Regions from separate parts of the Homo sapiens genome. Here region 2 is linked to region 1. A link is a contact called in ENCODE Hi-C or POLR2A ChIA-PET data. All regions are on one chromosome and are shown on one strand. The core of a region is the stretch at or near the end of the contact, and the rest is flanking DNA. Distances in the headings are between cores, read along the strand shown.

What was found. Hi-C counts contacts between places; a loop is a spot of excess contacts on that map. ChIA-PET counts read pairs that join two places held with the same protein, here RNA polymerase II (POLR2A). Pooled maps may share reads with other maps.
Region 2: a loop to region 1 is called in a map of gastrocnemius medialis, with 6 times the contacts of the local background. The contact joins the enhancer-like site here to the promoter of RFESD in region 1. A Hi-C loop is called at or near these places in 1 of 168 maps with a recorded cell type or tissue (gastrocnemius medialis) and 16 of 50 pooled maps. POLR2A ChIA-PET finds 5 or more read pairs at or near these places in 1 of 52 experiments (activated CD4-positive, alpha-beta memory T cell).

Annotation. Positions count from the first base shown.
Region 1 is chr5:95,643,837-95,650,431 of GRCh38, forward strand. It overlaps RFESD (Rieske Fe-S domain containing), which reads left to right and starts at 2,941. Exons shown (of 6, transcript NM_001131066.2): 1 at 2,941-2,981.
Region 2 is chr5:96,694,460-96,701,033 of GRCh38, forward strand. It overlaps CAST (calpastatin), which reads left to right. Exons shown (of 32, transcript NM_001750.7): 3 at 1,377-1,448. Among named protein-coding and RNA genes, the nearest start is that of CAST, 35 kb to the left of the region's middle. Within about 2 kb of position 5,157, at least 2 of the 41 ENCODE cell types and tissues checked have a DNase peak (open chromatin) inside an H3K27ac peak, as active enhancers do; they include gastrocnemius medialis, where a contact is called at or near this core.

The DNA of each region.
Region 1 (6,595 bases), core at 1,691-4,190:
ACCCAGGCTGGTGGAGGCTCCACCATCCAGAATGTTGTTAATTCTTATGACAGAGAAAGAGGCAACTGGAGAAGTCTCATCTCAGCTTTTCTATGCTTCAGTCTACAGCCCATTGTTCAAAACTGGCCATGTGGCCGCAAAAAACTGTAAGTGGAGCTGGAAAATGTGGGGTAGTTGATGGGATATCTGGTGAACACCACTGTTTCTGCCACAATAGCCCCATAGAAATGTCAAGTAGGCATCCCCAACAAACGTATGTCTGGAGACATTCATTTAGGAGTCATAAGCACATAGGTGGTATTTAGAGCCACACTCACTGTCATGTAATCTGAGTTCCAGGGCCTAGTAAGGGCAGTATTATCACCCTTTTCTGGTGTGAAGGAGTAGGAAATCCAGATTGGTGGACACCCTTCAAACTTCCCTGTAGTGAAACTAGCAGCACACAGGTGCCTTCACTAGCAGTCAAGACAGATTGTGGCTTAGGATTGAAGGCAAGTTTTTAACTTCTCTAAGAGGGGAGTCTTGGTGCCTGAAAAGTCTGCCTAGAAACAGCCTGATGCTCACGGCAGAGGGACTAGGCTCACAACTTTCAGTTGAAACCACACATGAAGATATTGAGAGCCAAAATCAGGGGGAAAGCTGGCCACAGGAACCACTAGGTGTCACTAATAGGCCAAAGTTAGAAGCGCGGAAAAGGAAAGGCTAAAAGAACAAATGAAGGAAGGAAAGAAAAGGTAGTACCTGCCCTAAGATGGCCACAGGTGAAACTTAGTGGTAGCATTGCTAACATTGTTCTATTAAAGAAAAAAAAAAGGCAAAATAACAGTAGAAATTATGAACTTTATTCTGAACAATAATGACTTCCAAATAGACTGGATGGGTTCTTGCTGTTACCTAATGTGCATGCCTGTGTGTGAATGGTTTTGTGCATTTGTGTGTGTGTGCACTTGGGAAGTGGAGAAGGGTAGTTTATTCTGACCTCCATTATAGCTTTCCAAACATCACATGACTAACCATATGAATACTTTTGGTAGAGATAAAAGAAAGTTTCTCTTCTTTCATCCTACTTGTGTGTATATGCATGTATAACTACTGAGGTCTTCAGTTTATTCAATATCAAATTTAAGGTCGATGGATCTAAGATGTGTCCTTTTTTAATGCCCAGAATATGACAAAGCAAAAAAGGATTTCTAAAATGGCAAACCTTATTTAATCCTTCGATGACAAGCTGGGGACTACTAACACCTTCCATGTGCCAATAAAATCATTTGGGATGACTAACAGATAATGGAAATTACAATAAATCAAAATATATTTTATATCTTTGATAACTGATACATCAAAACTAGATAGTTAATTTGTGTTTGGGTCAGTGAAAAAAATGGCCAAAAGGGAAATGACCCAATAAAATATTATTGATCACCATAAAACTGTATTGAAGAGAAAAAAAACAGAAGAAACTAGCACTGGAAACAAATTATTCTGAGCTATTCAACTTCTTACATGTTGAGGCTCATTTAAAAAATGGCATTTATATAGCACACTGAGGTAAATGGACAAAGTTCCTGGGTTTCGGCTGCCCCAGTTCATTGGGCCACCCTAGAGCCTGAGATCACTATGTCACCATACTAAATACAAGTTGTAGTGTTCAACCTTGGGTTCACACTGGAATCACTCAGGAAGTTAAAAACATACATTGAATCTGCCCACTCCCTTCCCACCCCAAATAATCTGTGTTTTATTTTGTTGGTCTGGCATACAGACTGGGCATTACGACTTTTCAAAACTCCCAAGCGACTCTAAGGCATAGCCAGGGTTAAGAATCACTGCACTGGAAAGTAGTCAAGGAAATTAAAAACTTAGGCTCATCTAGTTTCCCAGCTCGGAACACAAATATGAGGGTTTTGGTGGTTTTCTTTGTTGTTGTTGTTGTCAATTCAGGGAAGTACAATGAGAAAAAAGCAAAATTGCAAAGTTCATAATATGAAAGTGAAAACTCTCCATCTCCTCCCAAAGCAACCACTATTGTTTCTTTTGATTTTTCGAGAAAAAGTTTATGTACATACCTGCATGTTTGTATTTCAAAAAATAATTGTTTACATTAAAGAGAGGACACCATATATAGTATTCTACGCTTTGCCTTTAATATTCATTACATGATGGGCCTGTCCTTTGAGTATACAGTACACAGCTACGAAGTAATTCACATGTCTGTACTGTTGTGCTGTGTTTTATTGAACCATTCCTCCGTGTTATCACTTCAGCTATTTTCACTACTTCACAGCAATAAACATTTTTTTTTTTTTTGAGATGGAGTTTCGCTCGTGTTGTCCAGGCTGGAGTGCAACGGCGCGATCTCGGCTCACCGCAACCTCTGCCTCCTGGATTCAAAGCGATTCTCCTGCCTCAGCCTCCTGAGTACCTGCGATTACAGGCCTGGGCCACCACGCCCGGCTAATTTTGTATTTTTAGTAGAGATGGGGTTTCTCCATGTTGGTCAGGCTGGTCTCAAACTCCCGACCTCAGGTGATTCGCCCGCCTCGGCCTCCCAAAGTACTGGGATTACAGGCGTGAACCACCGCGCCCGGCCTTAACATCCTTATACATGGGTTACCAGCATCGCGACGACCTTCTGCAAATATTTTTATAGGGTAAATAACTGAATGAAGTCGCTGGGCGCATCTAAAATTTGAATAAATGTAATGAGATCAACAAACAACTAAAAAGTAAACTGATGCTATCCACATTTGTCAAGTACACGAGTATGCCTGCCAGTTTGAAGGTGCTGGCGCGGCGCTGTTGGCCAGAGATCTCTATCAACCAGGGTCATCTGCCGGCAATGCCATAGAGGCGGTCCCGGGGGCGGGCCTTCTTGGGTCACGTGGACGGCCTCGCCCCGCCCCCGTCGAGGCGCCGCGCACGTCTGGAGCTCTGGCTCGTGCAGTAGCGTCACGCGGAGGCGGAGCGAGGACTCGGGGACAGTAAGTTCTGTTCTCGCCGCGCAGGGGGCGGGCTGGCGGGACCAGCTGCTTCCGGCTGGGCTGCGGGCGTGGACTCCTCATTCCGGCTGTGGCCGCGCCGCTGCGGGGCCTGAGGCCCTCTTGGGTTTTGGTTCAGCGTTAGTTAACGGTTAACCCGCCAAGGCGGGCTTCCGCCCAGGCACAGGAGACTCACCGAGCTTGTTCACCTTGAAACTTGGGCCACACCTGAGACCTGCCACCTAAGGGGGGTACGCGGGTCGTTTTTAACAAGCTTTCATGGCATTTGTGCCATGAAAGCTCTAAAGTATAGAAGCTGCTCCAGGGCTTCCGCAGCCCCGGCCGTCCTGGAGATACTCGCCTCCTGGAGTCTGTGTCGAGAATTTGCAGCACCTGGACAGCCACGTGCAGTCTCAGAACTGCAGGCGGTCTTTACCGAAATGTTAAACACAACTTGAAGTTAGGCAGGATAACTGCCAGAGCTGGATGGACCTTAGAGGTGCCAGCTAACGCGCTGTGAGCGTTTTCTGCGGTTAGGCCTGCTCTAAACATTTGACATGTGTTAAAGCATTTATGTGCTTTACCCACACCCCTATGTGGCGGGCCCTTCTTAAAGTAAAAGAAACTGCAGCACAGCGAAGTTAAGCAACTTGCCCCAAATCACGCAGAACTGGGATGCAAACCCAGGTCTAGCTCACTCGTGATCACAATTCAACATCATACGATGGTGCTGATTTCCAGAGCAGCTCTGTGACTTTATATAAAATTATTGGGCAAGCGTTCAATTGTAAACATTCGTGAACATAGCTGTTGCACATTAGCGTTCCTTTTTTTTTTTAATTCAGGACCATCTTTGGTGACAAATATAAATATCAATACTATATATATCACCAATATACATATTTGCTTTGCTAAAAGGTTTCTGTGTCTTCAGGATAGTTTACTTGCAAGCCTCATGTTTTTATAAAAACGTGGGTGCTACCTGAATAAAACTAATGCCTACCCGTTGGCGGTTTTGTGAAGACTAATGAACTATTATATTCAAAGGGTCCAAGCAGTAGGCATTTACTAAAGGACAGCTAGTTTTATCTGTTATTATTCTGCCATTCAGAGAGATACCAAAACTACTCTCTAAGGCATTTCTCTTCCCTGCATGTAAAAGCAAGGGTGTCATACTTGAGATAAGCATTCTGATAATGTGTAGGCAAAGTTTCCACACTTGGTAAAAGCATCTTAGTCATGGTTCAAGACGAGTGACAAGTAAGTACGTTTCACTTCATGTTTCTTTTATCTCCCGTGTCTTGTGGAAATTTGAGTTACACTAAATATTTTTTTAAATTCCACTTGAATTTATTTCCTTTGTTGGAAAGGAATCTAATAGTGACCGAGTATCCATTTAGCTAATTTGTAATTTTATATGGAGTTAGCACCTTTAGAAACCAATTTTAGGGACAGGCCAAAAATTTTTCTCGAAGAGAACATGAAACACAACGACTAAGTTTTTCAGGGGGATGTTTTCAACTAGCCGTCAAACTGTATGAGTTGTTTAATTTTCTGTTTCATTCAGTTAAGATTCTATTATCTTAAAGTAGACTTAAAATCGAAACATATTGGGAGTTTATGAATAGTTCATCAAAATAACGATAATTAAGGTGAACACGTGGGCTTTCCCTATTGTGTGAATGGATCATGATATTCACAATAGTAAGAATAATATGGGTGTTAAATGTAAAAAGTCCTCAAATAGTATAAATAGTACCATTTAAGATACATAGAGGAAACTATTATTTGACATATAAAATTATACTTTTCTAAGCAAAATGCACAGCCATAATCATAGTTCTCTGAAACCTTTATCATTTAGCCCCAGTCTTCTCTGCTCCTTTTTTATCAGTCCCGTAAAAGTTCACCAGTTTGTCGGGTTGGAGGCAAACCTTGCAAAAACTGTAAGTTTGTAGTGACTCAAATTTGAGAAAGACCTGTATTTGGTTCTCATTTATTTGGGAGTTGGGAAAACATAATTAACTTTTGATATTATACTACATCTCTTGTATTTCGTTACTTTTTGATAGTAGTGCTTTTTTTTTTTTTTTTTTTTTTGGCCTGGAGGAAAACAACTATTCATTTATTTCCTCCTTTGGTGCCAAGTTTTGAAATTAGCTGTACAAAATTCTCAAATAGTTAATTCATGACCTATGCACAGGCACATTCTCTGAGGATAGAAAGGGCAATTTTGTTCCATTTTTCTTGGGTTTGGGGTCATTTGCTACATAAATATACATTAGGATACAACTTAAATCTTGAAAAGAATAATTTTAATTATAAGAAAAAAGTAAATACTTTTAGACATTTAAGAAATGTTTATTATCCCCTTGCTTTTCTTGATATATTTACCCTATAGTACATATATCCATGAATAATATACTGTTTGGTTTTGCCACTTTTGTGATAAAAACGGAAACATACTCTGAATTCCTTTTTAAATTTTTCACTTGCAATTATGTTTTTTGAAATTAAGCCAACTTGATGTAGAGATACATTTTTCACTGCTGTACAGCATTCCATTGAATGAACATACACATTTTCCATTCTACTGTTGATGGGTTTTGTGTTGTTTTTGTTTTTTGCTGTTATAACTATTCTTGTGTATGTTTCCTGGTGTACCTGTGTGCATTTCTGTGGCATATACCCAAAGTGGGATTATTATTATGTTTAACTTTACTAGGTAATGCCAAATTGTGGTAGCACTAATTTATGTTATCACTAGCAGTTCCATATTTTCACTAATACTTGGTATAATTTTTTGTCAGCCTGGTGGATAGAAAATAGTATCACATTAATGGCCTTGCTTTGCATTTCCTTTGCGTTTTCCTACTAATGAGATTGAGTGTCTTTACATATACTGGCCATTCAGATTTCTTTATTTGTGAAATGTTTGTTCATGTCTTGCCCATTTTTCTATGATTATTTGTTCTTTTTTTACTGGCCTATAGGAGTTCTTCACATATTCTGAATCTCAAGAGTTTGTCAGTTATATGTATTGCAAATTCCACATTTCTTTCTTTTCTTTTTCTTTAGCCTATTTCCCCTTATTTCAGTTCATTCCTTTGTCTGTTCCCATTTTTCTTATTACCCCTCTGTTCTGTCACAAAATGTGATGAAGGCTGCATGCCCAACTCTGAAGGCAAATACTACCACCTGATCAATTTGTGTTCTTTGAGTACCTGCCAAAATCAAATAAAACCAGATGACCATTCAGAGATAGTATTCTTGCCTCCTATCAGCCATAGCTAACCCAGAAAATCATGGCCATGGTCCTCTTTGCCTTTGCTTTAAAATAATAAACTTTTGCTTTTTTATTGTGAGATAATTTTTAAAAACAGCATATGTATTACTTTTCTATCCCCCCCTTTAAAAAAAAATTAGAGCAGAATTAAAAATGCAAACTTCAGAGTACAAATTTGACATCCCTATAATTTTCTAAGTTTGATGTGTGTAATGCCTTCTTTTATACATTGAATTCAAAGCCCCTGTCTCTCCCCATCAACACACATGCACACATGCACAAACATGAACACACATATCTCTCTACCTACACCTCAATTTTGGAGCCCAGC
Region 2 (6,574 bases), core at 3,907-6,406, 1.1 Mb after region 1:
ACCCTACTAAATATACAAAAAATTAGCTGGGCGTGGTGGCATGTGCCTGTAATCCCAGGTACTCAGGAGGCTGAGGCAGGAGAATTGCTTGAACCCAGGAGGCGGAGGTTGCAGTGAGCCGAGATCGCACCACTGCACTCCAGCCTGGGTGACAGAGCGAGACTCCATCTCAAAAAAACAAACAAACAAACAAACAAAAAAACTTTATGTGCTTGCTTCTTTGAAATATAGATATTCATAAGAAAGAGAAAGAGATACAGGATATGAAGGTCTTGTTGAGGAAGCAACTGTGTATTTTACTTTTCCTTTTTCCCCCATTTATTTTCTTTTTCTCAATTAAAATAGTTACATAAGAAAACACAAAAAAGCCCAAGAAGGATTTTTTAAAAATTACTCTTCACACCATCAGAAAATAACCTCATATGACCTTAAAGGATCATACTAAACATACTATTTTATAATTTAACTTTTCTTCGTATAAAATATGAATAATATGTTTTTATTTAATGAAGTGTTTTTCTAGGACATGATTTTTAATAACCAGATGATATTTCATCCTATGGCTCTCCCATAACGTAACCCCCTATTATGGGATGCAGTATAGGTAGGTAAGAGATTGGAGTCTGGAGCAGATATCCTGCCTTTTACTAACTGTCACCATGGCCAAGTAATTTATTCCTTCTGTTCCTCAGTCCCCTCACCCATAAAGTGGAGATAACAATAGTATTAGGTTTATATTGGTTTATCTTGTTACTCATGGTATTTAAAACACTTAGAGTACTTAGAATAACGTTCTGAGAGGCTTTATTCTTGAAGCATTTTATCCTATTACTATCTATAATTCTATTATTCTAATAATTACCTGGCACACCATAGTACTTAATAAACATTCATTATTATAGATACTGTTTTCAGCTTTTTTAGGTTATAGTACTGTGATCAGTATCTTTGTAGAAAAATACTTTTTCTCTTCTCTTATTTCCCTAAGATACATTTTTACAAGTAGAATAGCATCTTTGATACATATTTCTAAATCACCCTGCATAGACATTGTAACATTGTATACTCTCTATGGCACTGTAAGGGTGAGTGAAGTTTTTGGAAGTACATGAGAACTGCCTCAGTGAGTTTTGCAGTTCTCCAAAATCACTGAATATTGAACAATTGAGACTTATTCAACTTACTCTTCATTTCAATATTTGTATCATCTTCAGGCAAAGTAACGAAAAATTCAAAGCATATGTTTACTTTGGGTGTGTTTCAAATATTAGTCTGATTTTTGCTTGAGAAAATATTTGTATTGATATGTAAGTTTGCATTTGACTACATTGGTAAGGTGTTTTCCCCCATTGAAACTAATATTTTCTATTTTCAAGAAAAAAGCAGCAAGCCTCGGCAGCAGTCAATCCTCCAGAACCTATGCTGGTGGAACAGCCTCGGCCACCAAGGTCAGTGATTTCCTGAACACGAAAAGACCCCTACTGTATTCTACAGGGATATGATTAGTGGGTGGGGCCTGTAGGAATGGCAAACAGTGTCCAGATATCACTGAAGGTTTTTTAACAAAGTATCATTTCTGTGCTAGAAGAGAGAATATAATTTCTTAATAATGATGTGAATGATTTAAAACCTAGTAAAACCATTTATTGTATAAATCTTCTTGGCATATAATAAGCGTTAAATAAATATTAATTATTATGATGACTATCTGCAGATAATATTAAACTTTTGAACATACTGTGAGTAAAAACGTAGTGCTCCCACTTTAGAAAATAATTCATATCCTCCTCATGGGCATTAACCACACCAGGCGTGCTGCTAGTGCTTTATGTAATTATATCACGTAATCCCCTCACAATCTTCTTCTTATTCCTTTATACCTGAGGAAACCAGAGCTCAAGGAGGTTAAGTAACCTTGACAAGCTCACAACGCCAGTAAGATGGAGATAGGGCTTGAACCCAGGTTTCCTGTTAAGAGGTCTTTGACAATGCTGGGTCTTATAAACTCCATCTAAGCAATTTTTGGTAATATAACCCTTCAAAGTTTTGCAACTTATAAAAATCACTGAAACCTCACCTTTCGAGGCAAGAAAATGGCCAGGCACAGTGGCTCATGCCTGTAATCGCAGCACTTTGGGAGGCTGAGGCAGGAGGATCACCAGGAGGATCACTTGAGCCCAGGAGTTCATGACCAGCTTGAGCAACATAGTAAGACCCTTTCTCTCCTAAAAAAAAAAAAATTAAAAATTAGCCAGGCTTGGTGATGCGTGCCTATAGTCCCAGCTACTCAGATGGCTGAGGTTGGAGGATCACTTAAGTCTGGGAGGTCGAGGCTGCAGTGAGCTGTGACAGTGCCACTGCACTCCAGCCTGGGCAATAGAACAAGACTCTGTCTCAAAAATAAAAAGAAAGTCTAATTTTATAATGTTAGCTAGTAATTTTTGATAAATAAAATTGTTTTGGGAGTCCACGGTGGGCAGATCACGAGGTCAGAAGTTCAAGACCAGCCTGGCCAAGATGGTGAAACCCCATCTCTACTAAAAATACAAAAATTAGCTGGGCATGGTGTGTGGTGGTGCGCACCTGTAGTCCCAGCTACTGGGGAGGCTGAGGCAGGAGAATGGCTTGAACCCGGGAGGCACAGGTTGCAGTGAGCCGAGATAGCGCCACTGCACTCCAGCCTTGTAACAAAGTGAGACCCTGTCTCAAAAAAAAGAAAAAAAAAGTTGTTACATTCAACCCATTTCAACTTTGTGGTCTTTTAGTATGTCCAAGATTATCTAAAACCTCAACCTATGTTTCAGGAGTATCTATACAACTATTTAACGTAAGCTTTTTTTTTTCTTTAAAACTGGTGGCTATCTTATGGAAGTCAGACTTTCTCATAGATGTCACTTGCTCAATGAAGAGTTAGTATTTTCGTGTCACTCAGAGTTCTGACTGCTCTCCAAGTCCCTGATGGTGCCCAAACCAATAATCAGCTGAGAAGCTCTAACGCTAAATACCATGCCACTTTAAGACCCGTGCCTTTTAAAGACCTTTTCAAAGCTCTCTGCTACCAGTCAATAAAAATATAAAAATCATTGAAAGACCATGAATCGTAAATACAGGGAGTTAATTAACATTTGGAACCAACATAAATTCAAAACTGAGGTCTGCTCTTTGTTAGCCATTCTTTACTGCTGCTGGAGACACCACAGCATTCACTGATGGCCACTGGGTGAGAGAGTTGCTTACACAAACAAATATGAGTTTGGATTTCCTCTTTGCCACTATTATTTGTCCAGTCCCACTGAGCTTCAGTTTCTTCATCTGTAAAATGAGGGTTGGACTTCTCTTGTCAGGGCTGTTGAGAGCCTTAAATGAAAGAAAATAAATACTAACACTTAGGCCTGGCCCTGGCATTTAGCAGGTGCTGGGAAAATGGACCTCTCCTGTGATTGATCATGTTAATCTTCATATTCTGTTATTTCCAGGTCTCCAAATAAAAGAGAGTCTTCAACTAAAAAAGATTAACTTTTATTGTTATCAGGACTTGTATTTAGCATACACTTAAATTATGCCACTAAAAATGATACACCTCATTAGCAAAACACCCACCCAGTGAGATTTAGTGAGTTATTTGTAAATGTTCCCACACTTGCTATTATCTAAACTTTTGAAGGTTTAGTACATTGTGGAAAACCACACCCAGTTTTTTCTTGAACGTAATCATAAGAATCAGACCCTTTCCATGTTTCTTTTTTTTAACGTAGAAGTTACCCTATTTTTCTGAGATGGGATAGTTATAAAGAATTTGAACATCTCCCCACAAACCCTGTTCTGTCTTAAGAGCTGGGAGGGGCAGGGCATAACTGGGAAGTGGAGATGATTTAGCTATATGTTTATTGCTTTAGTATTTAACAGCAAACATGAAATTCTTTTTTTGGCTTTAAAAACACCATCCTCTCCCATTTCCATTCTTATGTCTGCTGTTTCTCTTTCTCACCATGCTTTTCTGACTCACTTTCCTTTGCCAGTTTCCTAAATGTGAGTTCTCCAGGGTTTGATTCTTCACCCCTTCCGTTCTCATATTTTTTACTTTTATAAGGTGTTGAACAAACGTAATTGCTTATTTCTTCTTTTGATGCCAGATTGGAATGGTTGTAACTCATAGCATTATCCCTTAAGGAATTACATACCCATGCATCATTTAGAAAAGCTGGGGGTAATAGCATAACTTGAAGCCTTTTATTACACAGTTATCATGGCACACACAGGCAAAATAATATTCTCCCAACACATTCTGAAAAGGCGTGACAGAGTGGTAGATAGAATTGGAAGTGAGAACTAGTGCTAGTTTTCTTGATTCTGGAAATAGTTAATTTGAAATTCAAAATAAGTGATAATTTTACAATTATTAAGAAAACTTTAAAGTTTTAAAAATTAAGTACTTAATTTGAAGCATATGTGTAAGCTATGTATTAGAGAATGGTTTCTATATATTGTAGAATTGTTTTATGAGAATGCTTACAAAATGAGGAATTGGGCCCTCAAATAATATCCCTTCTGCTATGCAGTTTTAGGTTTCAAAGATCTAATGCTCTTAAGTGATGTAAATTTTTCTAATTCAAAATAATTAGTGTAAAATATTTAGTTCTTAAAATTTAATTTTTGGTAAATCAGTAGTGAAGATGAGGCTGCGGAAATTATACGGACTCTTACTAAAGCCTATATGAAAATAGTTGTGATCCATAACCAGTCATGCAATTTTATTTCTGGAAGACTTGTCAGACAACTTCTATTTCACCAACCTGACTGTTCAGGTGAGGAAACCGAGGTTCAAATTGCATTAGGAATGTCTCTGTAGAAGACCATGCTATTAAGAAGATGTACTGGTTAAAGTTGTTAGTTCCAATTAGAACCCACTCTGACTAAGCCAAAAAGGAATTTCTTAAGGAACGGGGTAGCTGGTAGAGAAATCCAGGAGAGTACAGCAGAAGAAATCTAAAGCCTTACAGCAGTACTAATGCACAGTAACACTATGAGGCTTTCTCCTGCTGCCACCACAGCTCAGCTCCTGTCACATGTAGGACTGGGTGCCAGAACTCTGCCACTGACAATGCAGAAGACTCAAAATCCCTATTATAACATGGATTTCCTGGTGGGCAGCAGCCTGCACACGTTGCTCACTTCCCAGCTCATTCTTGTTTGGCACATCTGATTGGCCAGTGTAAATCACATGCCTTCACCCTGCTCCAAGGGAATCTGGGGGTGTGAGTCTTCTGGATCCTACTTTGGGAAGGCATGGACTGATAAGGCAGGAAATTATCAATATGTGGTGAGGTTTTTCAAATATGTGGCCTCCTGCTGAATGACAGATATCCATGACAAAGGAAAACAGGAGAATTACCTAATTGAATAGGAAAACTACAGATGACAAGTTATTCAGCAACATTAGGCCTTTCAAACAGAAGAAAGCGCAAACAACTTTCCTCCCAGCCTAGACAGGAGGAGATCTATGAAGGAATAAGCACCTATCAGAGAAATACTTTCGTGATTTGGGTCCTGAGTCTGCCATAAATAGCTGTGCTGACTTTGGCAACACAGCTCTCTTCCCAGGTTCTTACTTTTCTCATCTGTAATAGGAGTGAGGGTTTGGGTTAACTCTTCAGGTACTGTGGAGGGTATGCTGACATTCAGTGCCAGCATCAGCCCACAGTACCCTCCTACCACGTGTGGTTTGTGAGATGACTGTGTGTTAGACAAGAAAGCGTTTTTATTTTAATAATTATGCTTATATTTTAATGTGCTATAAAAAGTAAACTAGCACATCAACTCCTAATCCCATGGCTATTTTCATTTATAGTGAGGCTGAATTTAAGGTTAAAGTAAATCTACTTCTTTTAAATTAAGTAAACATAATATATCTATGGCAGGTTAAAAAATATTATATAAGTAATGTACAAATAATAACCAGGGCTTGAGAAATAAGATCCAGAGCAGTAATTCTCACCTTTTAATGTACATAATGAGTCAGTGTGGGTTTTATTAAAATGAAGATTCTGGTTTAGGAAGTCCAGGATGAGGCTGAGATTCTGCTTTTCTAACAAGCTTCCAGTGGATGTGCTGCTGCTGCTTTGGCAACCACATTTTGAGTAGCCAGGAGACTGAATAGTGCAGAATGTGGGTAGTTTAGGCTACCCATAACCTAAACATCAACTAGAGAATCTGATTAAAATGCAGATTCTCAGGTTTGAAGCCAAGAAATTCTGATTCGCCGGGGTGGGGGAAGAGCCCAGGATTTCATATATTTAATAGGCATTCCCAGGAGTTTCAGATGCAGATGATTTGAGAACCACACTGGCAGGAAGGACACCCTCAGGGATTGTGATGGCCACAGCACAGCAGTGGAACTACATTGTTTGCCTTCACTCTAAGGAAAGGAGCCTTTTTCCACCTGACTTACAGCAGAAGAATCTTGCGAAAAAAATTTTTTTTTTTTTTTGAGACAGGGTCTCACTATTGCCCAGGCAGGAGTGCAGTGGTGTGATCTCAGCTCACTGCAACCTCCACCTTCCAGGTTCAAGCGATA